Regions from separate parts of the Homo sapiens genome. Here regions 1 and 2 are each linked to region 3. Evidence: chromatin loops called from intact Hi-C (ENCODE). Cell type or tissue: PC-3. All regions are shown on one strand.

Region 1 (5,000 bases), 66 kb before region 3:
AATGTATTTTAGTTTACTTCTCCATAGTGGAATTCAATTTAACTTTAAAGTTTCCATTTTCAACGACAGAGGTAAACTCAGCCTTGTCACTCTCAAGGTAACTGTGTCATTGCAGTTTCAAGGTTAGTCTCTTGGAGTAAATATTCAGTCAAATTAAAGATTTAAGCTCAGTAAGTTGGAGCTCAAATTCAATACATGAGCTGCAATCCACTCTCAAGGATTCTCGTCTTCTCTTTCCCCTCAGGATATATCTGTGTACAGGGGTTCGTCTGGCTGTGCCCCAGATGCTTGTGTCCTTGCTGCAGCTGAAGGTTTTACAGCTGGTAACTTGTAGCCTGTTGTCTAAATGTGATAAAGGCCCACTATGGCCACCCCCATTCAGCCCCTTCTGGCTCAAATGAAGCTTGGAGACTCAACCTCACATTGATCTTTTCGGCTTCCCACCCTAGAGCCTGGGCTATAGGTCACCATGCTCCAAGGTGAGATGGCCCCTGTCATGCCTATTGCTGGACCTATTGGAAAGCTCAGTGTGCTTCCGCCATGTTCAGGCTGTGGGCACTGTGTCCAGCCTTCTCTCTACTTAACCTTCCATTTCTACTCAGTTTGGCAAGGAGCACGCTGTCGGGTGATTTCCTCCCAGGGTTCCAGAGAAGAGAGTCAAATGTTCCCCCTGCTCTAGGCTTTCCAAGTTCATCTAGGGGTATCTATCTCCTACAGCGAGGCTGCGGAAAGGTTGTAACTACTTCAAATACAGACAGCAGATAGGTTTTAGTGCAATCTTACACAGAAAGCAAAGATCTAGGTGCAATCAAGTCTTTTATTTTAAAATACTACTCTTTTTCTTAATAACAGCAAAAAATCTAAATTTTGGCATTATTCCTGGCAAAATTTAGTATTTTCTTGATTGAGATTATAGATTACTTTGGAGCTTCAAATTCTGTCATTTTCATCAGCATCTGATGACTCATGCAATGCTTCGCTCTTACTGGCCTCAGCTTATTTTCAATGAACAAAAAGGCAGCAATAGAATCTCTTTGATCACTGATAATTTTATCACCTCTAAGCCATCATTCCCAAGCAAGTGGGAGGTGCTCCTGAAAGAAAGTTGTGACTGGGAACTAGGCCAGGACGCTTTGGAAATGGGGTGGTTGTAGGGGGATGGTAGGGCACATTGAGGCCAGAAAGATACTTTTTCCTCAACAGTGAATGAATTGGCTACATTGTCTGGAAGACCCTCAAGTGTCACCAGGAGCTGTGTTTCTTGAGAGCAGTGTCCTGAGGCAGCCAGCCTGAGTCAACTTGAAATTCTATGGAGACCTGGAAGTATCTTTGGTTTCCATGGCCAGAGGCACAGAACACCTGGAGCTTCCCCCTTCTCCACTTCCTGCCTCCTAATCCCCACCCCCTGTGCTGACAGTCTGCTTTACACTGGTTCACTACCACTGTCATGTTTGTAGTGTTCGGCATCATGAGACATGCCTGAAAGAGATTATTATGGCAAAGATAAGGACAGGCAGCAGACTACTACATGTGTAGTTCCAAAGTGAAATCATCAACCTCCATCTGACTGACCAAGTTCGTTACATACAAGGAGAACTAGAGTGGTTGCCTACCTCTAACCAGACACAGAAGACTTTGGTCTGCAGATGGCAACAGAGTCCACACCAGAATCCAACTTCCACCCAAAGCCTGGGCAACATCTAGTGATGCTGCTGCTGCTCTCCTGGTTTTAGCAGGAGGATTTTCTTTGTTGTCCCCAGTCCCATGACACAGCTCCCCTGTGTCTTGGAGCAGGGGTCTCCTGCAGTGTGTACCCCACAATGGGGCTTGGAGCTTAAAAAGTCCCCATCTCCAGGCAGATTGACTTCAGATGAGAATGAGAAGGAAGCCTAAACATTTCAGGCATGAGATGCTGTGCCAATTATCAATTTATTACCTGTCCATTCTGAACTCACCCTTCACTGCCTGCTCTGCAATAATGGAGTTAGACTCAGTATTTCTCTTCTGCTAGTTAGCATGATGTTCGTCGGTAGAGGGTGCTAGAAGGTCACTGGAGGAAGAAGGGATTTCTTGTCCTTTTCTGGTGTGCACCTCTCAGCAAGCTCCTACAGTACCCACTGGCTTACACAGCATCAGCTCCTCCAGTGCACAGGGGATAGCAGTGTCCAGCAGCCAGCAGTAAGTGCTACCTCCCCAGGGGCATCGTTCCCTATCACCTTCTCAGGCTGCTTTGCAATGGAGTACCCTAAGCTCAGCACTTCCCCAGAAATGTCTCCCCAAAAATCCTCTCACAGAGCTTTGCAATGAGATCCAAGGCATGGCACCTCCCCATGGGGAGCTTCCCCTGGTAATCTAGAGGGTGGATTCCCAGGTAGTCCCACCAGCAGAGGACCTCAGCAAACCTCTTCTCCATCCAGTGAGCCATGGTTGCACCCTCTACCAATGAGGTCTGGATCTGGATCTCAGCCCAGGATGGAGGAGTCTCTTCCTTGGATGCTCTAGCTCAGCCCTGAGTTGTAGCTGCTCTCCATTAGGTTGCTTTCGGCCTTAAAGTTATTTTTACCTTTGACTAGCTAATCTCCTCTTACTCTAATCTTTTGTTAAAGTTAATAGTTCTCTATTTCAATTTCTGATGTTCAAATTACTATGTGGTGTCTGTCTTCTGATTGAACTCCGAACTAACACCAATGCCAAAATGCAAACATACACAGCTACACCTGCTCCTAAGCCCCCTGAAGATAAACACACACACACACACACACTTTGAAATAGGGCAGAAGAGACTTAGGAGACTCATGTGAGCTCAGCTTTACTAACAAAAGATATTTTCCAAAAGGAAGTGAAAAGCACCTAAGAAGGCAGAGTGAAACTTAGACCACACACACACACACACACACACACAAAAAAAAAAAGAAACTGCCCAGCCCTCTTCAGGAACATAGAGATAGGCACTAAGTTGCCATCCATGGAGACATAAATGAAGAGCTACTCACTCACTGCTTTGCACTTTATAAGGATGTTGGAAGGTCTTCAAGTCAGAGGGCAGAAATAAAGCCCAGGACTCACCAGTGAGCCCTCAAAATATGAGTTCTATTCTACTGATGGGGAATATTGGTTAGCCCCTTAATCCTGAATCCAGTTCTGCCTCATTAGACAAGGAGGAAACCCCGGGTCCCTGGTGTCTAGGACCCCAGACTACCATCACCCTGCTGCCAATAGTGCTTCACCCAACTCCCACTGCCCACTCTCTTGACCCACAAGGCATACCTGGGAGTTGACCCAACCCTTTTATCAATCCGGCCTTCCCATTTTTCTTTGGCACCATCCCTGTGCTTTGGGTTTTAGGGGTTTTAGTGCCTTCCTTTCCTCTTTTCTCTTATCTCATCCTCCTTGATGGGGGGACTGGAAGAGGCACAATACAATTTCTAAATATATTTGTTTTAAAAAAACACTATAAATAATTATGAGGTAGAAATCATAAAAGCATGGGTTCAAAATGAATAAAAATGCCAACTCCCATAATGTTATGTAAATAGGTACTTGTAGCTTATGATAAAATTGCTGAAGACAGCTTCTTGCTGGGATTCAAAAAGTGCTGTATTTCAAATAACAGATCGAATGAAACAAAGCTGATGTGCTTGGAAAAAACCGGGGTAAGATGACACCAGCGTGGTTCTAGTGTTGGCAAAGATTATAATGCTGAAGATACATGCAAGGAACTTAAGTAAAACTAGGTCATAATATGTGAGACAGAAAAACTCTAGAACATTCTTAAATGCACATGTCATTTTATATGATATGGGATTTTAATAAATAATAGTTAATTATAACAAAGTTTTTAGAAACAGACATTTGACTGTTTTGACTATATCCTTAGAAGTGTGTATTGTTTCCAAGTTGGCCTATCATTTTTTAGTCGCTTTTTTGGAAAAAAAAAAAAAAGGAAGGTCTCCTCATATTCAGGATTGCCTAGTGTTCAGGCACATGAGGACTACCATGAGCCTGGTAGCTAGTAGTCAGACAATAACCTGTCTCTTTCAGTTCAAGGTAAAGCAAGCCTATGCTTGAGCCTCCCTCAAAGCTTCCTGCTTTAGGAATTTACTCATCTCTCAGAACTGGTGAGAACAGTGTCTGGCTCTCTGAGATACTAGCTTTCCTCCCTAGAAAAGTAGTTGGTAGCCCCTAGCATTGAAGTCTCTTTTAAAAATTCGAACACAACCCATATACATACATACGGTTAATTGGCTTTCAACAAAGGTGCAAAATCAACTCAATGGAGAAAGAAGATTCTTAAATGATAATCACAAATGATTATGGAACAATTGGACATCTATATACTAAAAAAGAGAGAACCTTAGCCCTTATCTTGTACCACACACAAAAATTAAGGTAAAAATAGATCATTAACCTAAATGTACAACATGTAACATGTCTAGAAAAAGTCACAGGAGAAAAATTTTGTGACCTTGGGTTAGGCAAAGATTCATTAGATACAACACCTATAACATGATCCACAAAAGAAATAAAAGCTGATAACCTGGACTTCATTAAAACTTAAAACTTCTACTCTTGAAAAGACACTGTTAAAAATATAAGCTACAGACTGTGAGAAAATATTTATAAAATACATATTCATTAAAAGACATATTTCCAAAATACATAAAGAGCTCTCTCAACTCAGTAGGTTTTTAAAATCCCATTTAGAAATAGGCAAAAATTTGAACAGACACTTCAACAAATTAAATACATAGATGGCAAATAAGTACATGAAAAGATGCTCATCATTTAAGATATGTGATTGGCAGTTTCTTATAAAGTTAAATATACACTTACCGTATGACCCAAAAATCCCATTCCAAGGTATTTACTCAAGAGAAATGAAGACATATACCCACTCAAAAAACTGTACACAAATATTTATAATGGATTTATTAATAATCACCCCAAACTGAAAACACCCAAATATTTTTCAACCAGTGAATGGGTAACAAACAATCGTA
Region 2 (5,000 bases), 110 kb before region 3:
CTTTCTCCTCACAGCCATGGAATTTGGCCTTGCCTCACCCCACCTGTTCTGTGGTGCTTCCCCAGAATTCTTCTTCCCACCTGCCCTGTGGTGGAATGCCTCTCCCCTCCTGCCCTGTGGTGCTTACCCAGAATGCCTCCCCCCACCTCCCTGTGGTGTTTGCCTAGAATGCCTCTCCCCTCCTGCCTTGTAGTGCTTACCCAGAATGCCCTCCTCATGCAAGCCATACCCCATTCAGGGAACCCTGCCTGGCATCATGCTCCAGGCTTCATGTTTTTCTCTCTTAAAATCCCAGAGCCCTTGGTACAAACCCATAGTTTAGCCACTGGCTTTTTTTTCTTTGGAGATGGAGTCTCATTCTGTCGCCCAGGCTGAAGTGCAGTGGCACAGTCTCAGCTCACTGCAGCCTCCGCCTCCCGGGTTCAAGCGATTCTCCTGCCTCAGCCTCCCAAGTAGCTGGGATTGCAAGTGCCTGCCACCACAACTTTGTATTTTTAGTAGAGACAGGGTTTCACCATGTTGGCTGGGCTGGTCTCGAACTCCTGACTTTAGGCAATCCACCTGCCTCGGCCTCCCGAAGGGCTGGGATTACAGGCGTGAGCCACCAAGCCTGGCCACGCTGACTTTGTCTTGATTTTTAATTCCACTCTGCGTTAGTCTGAACTCTCCATCCAAATTAGAGTTTTTTTCTAGTCTCATGGCCTGCCACTGACCTAGGTCAAGCTCTTACTAGAAATAGAACTATTTTAACAGAACTTAACCTGTCTAACAGAGTCCCTCTTCTACTTAGAAACCCTTTACAAGCTCTCAGGTTGAAGTTTATTCTCTTAACTAGCACATACAACTTCTCATGCTCTAGGCTCACTGGCCTTTCTGGCTTCATCTCCTATCCTTTGTCCTCCACCCACCACTACACACAGCTGTGACCCGTCACATGGAGCTGCTTGTTCCCTGTACCTCTCATGTTAGTTCTTACCTTTCAAGTGTCATTACCTAGAATGCACTTCTGTGCCTTATTCATCTAACCAATCTCTATTCATTTTCCATCTTAGCTACAGTAAAAACCTCCTCCAAGAAGTCTTCCCTGATTTGGATACCCCTAGTCTGTGCCTCCAAAGCATCCTACTCCTACTACTCCTAACACTTCTTGGCATATTCATAAGCACGGGTTACTTTGGAAGCAGGGGATGTGTCTTTTTGTATTGTATTGGTATTTTGTATTAGAACAGTTATCTTATGTCTTCCCTACCTAGAAGCCAGTAACGGCTTATCACAGCTAACAAAATCCAACGTCTTCAGTTTAGAATTTAAAATCCTTGGCAATCTGATCTTTATTCTGTGAACAACCCAGTTCTACTTGCTGTTTAGTAAGAGTGTTTCCTTTGCTTTCCAATCCCTAGGTATTGATGCAAACCAGAACACTACCCAGGATGACATCCCTTTGGTCCCCCTTCCCATGTTCTCTTATACATGTCCAACCCATTCCCAAAGCCTCAGCTCAAATCCCATCTCCTCTGTAAAAATATATCCAGACTTCCCTTCTGCCTGAGTCATAATTAATCTCTTCCCCTCCTCTTCTTTTATGACATCTTGACATCTAATTATAGTATTCACTGCTGTTTGCTTTATACTTTTTTTGGGGGGGTGGTCCCTAGTAGATTATGGGCTCTTAGATGATGTCTCCCACAGTGCATATGACATTGTTCATACTCAATAATTGTACTAAACTGAGACCCTTTCATTAGAAGAAGTGCTGAGCTCCAAACCAGCTTCCATTCCAGGCTTGGCTGCTTATAACCTTGGGCAGGTCTCTTAACTTCTGTTGGCTTCCCTTGCCTCATCTCTAAAATAAGATTAATCATATTAAGGATCCTTGAAAAAAATTAATTATTTATTATTTTGAAAGTGTCTTGGGATCTTAGAGATTGGCATTTCTATTTCTGTGGTATCTTTCTTGCTAGAGCTTGCAGTTTTCTTAAAAAGAAACATGCGAAGGAAAGGCATGGTTTATTCCAAGAACGGTTTTTTTCAGAATCTGAAATAATTACATCCTATATTTCAGACAAGGTCATCTTTTACCTTTTATAGCAAATGGTGGAGTCTTGAAGAAACCTGCTTTTCCTACCAGTGACTTTAAAGTGATTACAGTATTTATGTTGAATTATAAAAAGATGAGTAAGTATTCCATCATGCAAAGAACAGGGATTTCCCTGAGGGGAGAAATAAATGAAGAAAATGTTTGAAGCATACCTAAATGTAAATGACCTTTAAAGAAACAGGTTTCCTATTTATCTGTCCTGGTCAAGGCTAGTCGCAGAAACACTTACTTGAGTGATTAATTCATTTTAAGACACTCAAAGCATATCCAAAGTCAAGGACAAAGACACCGAAGTCACTGGCTATAATAACTCATGTTTCATATACATTGACTCACTCAATCCTCACAATACTCCCACGAGATACTCAGGGCAGGTATTATTAAACCTGTTTTATGGTTGAGGAAATTGCAGTCAAGTGCGGTTATGCAACTTGCCCAAGGCCGCTCTGTAAGTAGTGAAGTCAGGACTCACATCGATCCTTTGAATCAAATCCAGGGCTCCTCCTACTCACATCACTACCTCTTGGCCCTGGTGCCCTGAGCACCGTAGACAGGAAGGCAAAGAGAATCAGGTACCTTAGAAAACTTCCTATGCAGCTTCAAGTTCCTCCTCTCAGTGAGGTCCCTGAACTCCTCCCAGAGGAATTCTTGATCCCCCTTTACCCTAATGCTTGTGCTCTCTCAATGTTTAGGTGAGCTTTATTTATCTGTCCCCTTCAGCTCAGCCAGAGTGCCCTTCTCCTCCCAGGCTTCCATCAGCAGCCTGCTGCATGGCAGTAACTTGAATGCATTGGGCAGGAAGACACACTAAGCGCAAGGATGGTGGCATCTCAGGGGATCTCCAGTCTGCATTCACAGCAGTTTACCCTGCAGTTCTCTGAAGAGAGAACTCAAAACCAGAGATTGCAGCTCCTACAGTCAGAGGAGTGGCTCTTTAAAAAATATCGCTGGTCTGGACACGAACCTCCTGACTTTGGTCCCCTCTGTTCAAACCCCTCCACTCTCTCCTGTGTTCCCACAACACCTGTATGTAGCTTGCACCATTCCTCACCTTGGGCCTTGAGCTATAGTTCTCTGCGGACATGTCAGATGTGTCTTATCTCCCCTGTCAGATAATAAGCTTATTGAGGGCAGGGGAAATGTTGATTATTGTGATAACAATAATAGGAAGCAGTATTTATTTATTGAATACTTTTTGAGTGTTAGGTATGGTGCTAAGCATTACACCTAATGGTGTAATCAATCTTCACAACAGCCTGGTGAGGCAGGTATTATGTTCATCCAAATTTTATAGCTGAGTAAATGTAGAACTGGAGCAATTATTTGTTCAAGATGTCACATCTAATACTCATCAAAGCCAGGACCAAGAGTGAGGTTTGTCATTATCTTTCACTGTAACCCCAAATGGCCTGGCAGGGACAACGTAACATTCATTGAATGACAGGACGACCTAGAATCACACTTAGTAGAATGTCATGAACATTTATTCGATTTCGGTAAACTGTTGTATAGTTTAATTTGGACAGCACATATCATAAATAGCTAAAACTTTAAATTAATGTAGTGTTAAATGTACTATGTGCTCAGGTTCGCTCTCTCCGCCGTCCTCTTTCTCTCTTCCCCTCCTCCAGAGCGAAACATCTTTATTTTCTTTTCAATTTATTTATCGAAGAAACTGAAACAGTCATCTTGTAGTGTTTCCTCCACTTTGGATTTTGTAGATTGTATTACATAATCCTCATAACAGTCATATGATTAATCTTATGAGGTAGGTGCTATTATCATCCGTATTTTGCAGGTCAGAAAAAAAAGGCTCAGAATGGTGAAAAATTGGTTTCAGATGACAAAGGACCTGCCCCCTCACTTTTCTCTCCTGGCCTCGCTTCTCACTCTTCCCCTGGTCCCATCCCTCACTTCTCACCACCTTCCCATCCTCTCTTGCTTTCCTCTTTCTCCTGCCACCTGCTTCCTTACTTCATCCTCTTGGTCCCTCCCACCCGCTTCTCCCCCACCTCCATCCTCTCTTTTGCTACCTCCCTTCCATTTGCCCCCTTGCTTCTCTCCTCCTGCCCCCACACACCCATTTCTCAACACCTCCATGCAAAAATAAAAGTGACGTAAGAAGTGATAAGTAAGGACACAAACCCAGCTCACACTGACTCCAGGTCACATGCTCTTTTTTTTTTTTTTTTTTTTGAGACGGAGTCTCGCTCTGTCGTCCAGGCTGGAGTGCAGTGGCGCGATCTCGGCTCACTGCAAGCTCCGCCTCCCGGGTTCACGCCATTCTCCTGCCTCAGCCTCCCGAGTAGCTGGGACTACAGGCGCCCGCCACTACGCCCGGCTAACTTTTTGTATTTTTAGTAGAGACGGGGTTTCACCTTGGTCTCGATCTCCTGACCTCGTAATCCGCCCGCCTCGGCCTCCCAAAGTGCTGGGATTACAGGCGTGAGCCACCGCGCCCGGCCTCCAGGTCACATGCTCTTAACCAGGACAGCCAGCCTCTGGTGTAGCCACACCCAGCAAACATCTGCTAAATGGACATTAGTGGCTTTGCTATAAATCATTTTACTACTTACCACAGAGACAAAAAATTAAAGGAGAATAGCACTTAGATGTTTTATATTCATTTGCAAGTTTTATGAGAATCATAACTAATAGTCAATGTTTGACTAAAGAAGAACAATTCTCTAAAATGACAAACTTAGATATTTGTCTTTAATAAATCAAAGACATCACTACTTCATCATGATTGGCAATTTACAATGCTCTTGAACTCATAAGTTAAAAGGGTAAAATACATAACTTCAAAAAGGATTTGGATAAAATAATAGAGCCATAGTGGTTTATGAAAGGAAGCAAAGGCTACTCATGATATATATCTCATCTTTTAAAATTGTAAATT
Region 3 (5,000 bases):
CTTAGTGAGGCAGAGGCAGGAGGATAGCTTGAGCCAAGGAGCTCGAGACCTGCCTGGGCAATATAGCAAGACCCCATTCTCAAAAAAAAAAAAAAATTACTTCCTTTATAAAAAAAAAAATCTTCCTGCTTTGTGTTGTTTCTCCCTCTTGGCTATTTTAACATTTGAGTTCCTGGTCCAGTTCTTCCTGTCTGTTCACTACTCTTATTCCTTACTAATTTCCTATTCTATCCTAGTTTTTTTCCTATGCATTTCAAGGTTTCCCTTATTCTCCAGACTTTTGTGTGTCACTGAGGTAACTGTTTCTGCTTCTCTTTTACCCTTTATATTCAGTATCATCACAGCTCAACCTTTGCTCATGTGTCCTATTCTCTTTTTCCATCCCTCTATCAATCTTTTCTACTCTAATTAGCCTCTTCTGTGGTAAAACTGTCCCCAGCAATGACAGACATCCAATATACCTACTTCAAATCCCTTGGGAAATAAGGTAGACTATAAACAAACATTTTATTCTTTCCACAAACTATGGGTGACCTAAAAAGACTTGCATTAGTTGCCTAACAGGTTAAAAAAGAGTAGTTTGGTATTTTAACATTGATCAACACATTACATTTCAAATCATTATACTTGGCATGTGTTTTTAAAAGTTTTAAAATACAGAATTAAAATATTCTTTCATCTACTTTAGTATGGTATATTTCGCAGAGAACTCCTCCTGGCAGGCCTGTTTAGATAGTACATGTCTGTTTTGTAGTGTAGAACTCTGAGATCTCTTTTTTAAAGTTTGTTTAATTCCTTAAGCAATTCAAAACTCATATTTGAGAGACAATGTAACTTACCCTTAGATCCATCTCCACACTGAAGTGGAATGTCTCTCAGAGTGACAATAGAAGTCACACCCTCAAATTTCTACAGTGGAATATCTAGTTGATCATTTATATGTGTGGTATAATACAAGTTGAGTATCCCTTACCCAAAATTGCTTCAGGCCAGAAGTGTTTTGGATTTTATATTTTTTCAGATTTTTAAATACTTGTATTATACTTCTTGAGCATTCCTAATTCGAAAATCCAAAATCTGAAATGCTCCATTGAGCATTTCGTTTGAGTGTCATGTTGGTGCTCAGAAAGCTCAAGACTTTGGAGCATTTCAGACTTCAAATTTTCGGATTTAGAATGCTCAACCTATATACATCAGGAATAGTGGCACTTCAGATATACCTGAAACCAACCATAAATTTTATTTTACTCAGCATGTGCTTCAACAGACATCTTGTGAATCCATTAACATATTTCCTTAGAATTGGACATGTGGTACCATAACAATTACAGCCCTGTAATGAAATTATATCTCTTTTTAAGGTTTTATGCTGTGAAAGAGCATAAACCATGAGCTATTTATTTTGTCTTAGAATATTGTTTTGTGTAGACACTTTTGAAACCATTGGCACTTCCTACTGTGGATTAAAATTAATCCACACAATGGTTATTTCTCCCAAAATCACTTGCTAGACTTTGTAATACCTTATATAAACTCGAATCACGTTTCCTGTTCATTAATCTCTTTACCCCCAAAAAAGGCAAAAGGAGGCTGGGCACCGTGGCTCATACCTATAATCCTAGCACTTTCGGAGGCCAAGCAGAAAGATTGTTTGAGCTCAGGAATTTGAGACCAGCCTGGGCAACATGGCAAGACTCTGTTTCTGCAAAAAAATACAAAAATTAGCCAGGTGTGGCGTATATCTGTGGTCCCAGCTACTTGGAAGGCTGAGGTGGGAAGATTGTACTCCAGCCTGGGCAAAAGAGCCAGACCTGGTCTGTCTGAAAAACAAAAACAAAAACAAAACAAAAAACAGCAAAAAGTAGGTCTCCTCCAACCGGATTACTTAAAGTCTAAAATTTATGTAGTAGTACCATCTAGTGGCAAAAGAGGACACTGCTTTGCTATTTGATTATATGTGTCTTTGTAGCAGCCAGGGAAATAAGTGTTTATGGGTTAGGGAAATGTGAACACTGTATATTAAGGAAATATTTATTTTTAAGTATAATGATATTATTGTGTTTGTGTTTAGAAAGAATCCTTGTTTAAATATACATATTGAAATATTTACAAAGAAGTTGTATGATGCCTGAGCTTTATTTTAAAAATAAGTCTGAGGCAGAGGGGTGGAAATAGAGGAAGTGGATATGGGTGTAGATGAGATAAAACTGACCATGAATTGATAATTATTGATGTGGGATATGAAGGTACATGGGGCTTTGTTATAATTTTCTGCATACTTAGGTATATGTTTGAAATTTTTTGTAATGAAAATAAAATAGAGATTACATGGAATTTAGATGATATGAAATCAGATAAATGCAGAATTATAGCTAATCTTAAAAAAAGTTGTGTAGTGTATTTTTTACTCCATGGCTAGAGCCCTCCCCCCAACTTGTTTTTTTTGTTTGTTTGTTTTTTGTTTTTTGTTTTTTGTTTTGAGACGAAGTCTCACACTGTCGCCTGGGCTCTGGTGTGCAGTGGGGCAATCTCGGCTTGCTGCAGCCTCCGCCTCCCGGGTTCAAGCGGTTCTCCTGCCTCAGCTTCCCAAGTAGCTGGGACTACGGGTGTGCACCACCACGCCCGGCTAATTTTTATATTTTTAGTACAGACGGGGTTTCACTATGTTGGCTAGGCTGGTCTCGAACTCCTGACCTCGTGATCCACCGCCTCGGCCTCCCAAAGTGCTGGGATTACAGGCATGAGCCACCACGCCTGGCCCCCTCCCCACAACTTTTTTTTAGATGGAGTTTCGTTCTTGTCGCCCAGGCTGGAGTGCAGTGGCACAATTTTGGCTCACTGCAGCCTCCACCTCCTGGGCTCCCAGAGTAGCTGGGATTACAGGTCCCTACCGCCACGCCCGGCTAATTTTTGTATTTTAGTAGAGACGGAGTTTTGCCATGTTTGCCAGGCTGGTCTCAAACTCCTGACCTCAGGTGATCCACCCGCCTCGGCCTCTCAAAGTACTGGAATTACAGGCATGAGTCACCGCACCCAGCCTACCTAGAGCTCTTTAATTGACTTTAAAATACTGAGTATAGCAACAAGGTAAATATGGCATTTTAGAGATAAAAAGCTGAAAGATGGCATGGTGTAGGAAGAATTATCTATAGGCAAGTTATTGAAGCATTTACATCTTTGTTGTAGTTTGACAAAATTTAATATTTATAAATTGGTCTATAAACTGTAAAACAATATACATGTAAAGTATATCTTTTCAGAAAGTAAGGAAAAACCGAGATCAACATTTCAGAATGTATTTTGAAGATGTAATTATCAAGTGTACTTATATCTGGTAATGAAAAGCATCTTTAATTATGATATACTGAAATAAATAAAAGTGGGTCAAGTAGCAGCCTCCCTGAAATGACAAAGTTGCTCATAGATAAATATCACTGGTATAACCACAGCAGATTTCATTTCTAATGAATAATTTTCTTTCTTTCTTTCTTTCTTTTTTTTTTTTTTTTTTTTGAGACCGAGTCTTGCTCTGTCACCAGGCTGGAGTGCAGTGACATGATCTTGGCTGTCTGCAACCTCCGCCTCCCGGGTTCAAGCTAATCTCCTGCCTCAGCCTCCCGAGTAGCTGGGACTACAGGCGTGCACCACCACGCCCAGCTAATTTTTGTATTTTTAGTAGAGATGGGGTTTCGCCATGTTAGCCAGGATGTTCTCAATTTCTTGACCTTGTGATCCTCCTGCCTCGGCCTCCAAAGTGCTGGGATTACAGGCGTGAGCCACCGTGCCCAGCCTAATGAATAATTTTCTAATGTTTCTAAAATGTTAAAATACTTCTAAGACAATGTGTGATTATATAGTGTAATTAATCTTTTAAAACTGAGCTTCCAGAATTTTAAAATACAAATGAATATTCTCTCCTTCAAAATTACATATGTATTTAAAAGCTGCCACTTCTCAAAGAACTTTTTGAAACATTTTTTTTTGGAACTGCTTTGCAATTGTATTCCATTTTCTTTTAAAAACTCTTCAAAATCAAGGGCCTCTTCTAGGTTGTATGCAGTATGCAGCCCCCAAGAAATCTGTCCCACTCAAAAACTAGAAAACACTGGATAAAATACAAAAATCATACTTTTAAGGACACTGGAGGACTGTGGAATCATCAAGCTCTTTATTAACTATAATTCTTAGGAAGAAAGAACCCTTTCTAGATAAGCTGAGATTACTGGTAATTTTCTTCCTGGGGTATATTGATTCTGGGTACAGATTGAGATTCATCATTGGCACAAGCAGGAGGACTTCACTGGGAGAAAGAAACTCTTGAGGACTTTCTGCAGGACTAGGTATGAAAGAAAATGAAATCGTTGGCAGCCTTGACAAACATGAGGGCAGATGTAGAGATACTAGCATTTAGAGGAGCTCTAAATGCATGGCTCATTTTTACCATGAGATATTGGCCGAGTCTTGTAGTGCAGGAGACTTGGGATAGACTAGAAACGCAGAATGTTAGCAGGCGAAGTCCTGCTAGAGGGAGAGACATGTTACTTTCATACCACAGGTCTCCTCAAGTCATTTGCCAGATTTTAAATTTTGTAGAGCAGGAGATTAAAGACCTGAGTTTACAACCTCCAAGAGAAACAACATTTAAGGCTAGAGAGTTAAGTGCTACCAGAGAATAAGGCTGAACTGGAAAGGCAAAGTGAAATATCCCATATTCCTGCAATGTTTAGGAAAGACCTATTAGAGGGAGACCTACCTAGTATATCAAACATGACTGGTTTTCCATTCAAGATAAATGTCAGATTTTGATACTGTATAGGGTAAGAAGTTAACTGCTGAGGAGATGGAGAACTTTCATATTTTCTATCTGAATATAGAGAGACACACTCAAGGAACTGGGAAAACCAAACCAGTTAGTTGTGAACTTAAAATTGCAACTAGGTCTCAATCCATTTTTTTTTTTTTTCAAGACAGAGTCTCGCTCTGTCGCCCAGTCTGGAGTG

Evidence for each region. Hi-C counts contacts between places; a loop is a spot of excess contacts. Peaks named below come from ENCODE experiments on the same cell type or tissue, not always from the same donor. Only the 100,000 strongest peaks of a DNase experiment are listed, where the experiment ranks them.
Region 1: it touches region 3 in a loop (12-fold over the local background); 51 of 110 quality-filtered maps call a loop at or near these places.
Region 2: a loop joins it to region 3, with 3 times the contacts of the local background. A loop is called at or near these places in 2 of 110 quality-filtered maps.

Annotation. Positions count from the first base shown.
Region 1 is chr5:112,689,834-112,694,833 of GRCh38, forward strand. No RefSeq gene overlaps it. Among named protein-coding and RNA genes, the nearest start is that of APC, 46 kb to the right of the region's middle. RefSeq lists a silencer at 1,839-2,133. In PC-3, a CTCF peak has its summit at 2,017 (motif pointing right); no DNase peak of the experiment used is centred here.
Region 2 is chr5:112,647,549-112,652,548 of GRCh38, forward strand. No RefSeq gene overlaps it. Among named protein-coding and RNA genes, the nearest start is that of LINC02200, 22 kb to the left of the region's middle. In PC-3, no CTCF peak of the experiment used is centred here; a DNase peak (open chromatin) is centred at 2,503; H3K27ac peaks cover 2,875 bases.
Region 3 is chr5:112,755,864-112,760,863 of GRCh38, forward strand. The region is part of intron 2 of APC (APC regulator of Wnt signaling pathway); the gene reads left to right. Among named protein-coding and RNA genes, the nearest start is that of APC, 20 kb to the left of the region's middle. In PC-3, a CTCF peak has its summit at 1,918 (motif pointing left); no DNase peak of the experiment used is centred here; H3K27ac peaks cover 417 bases.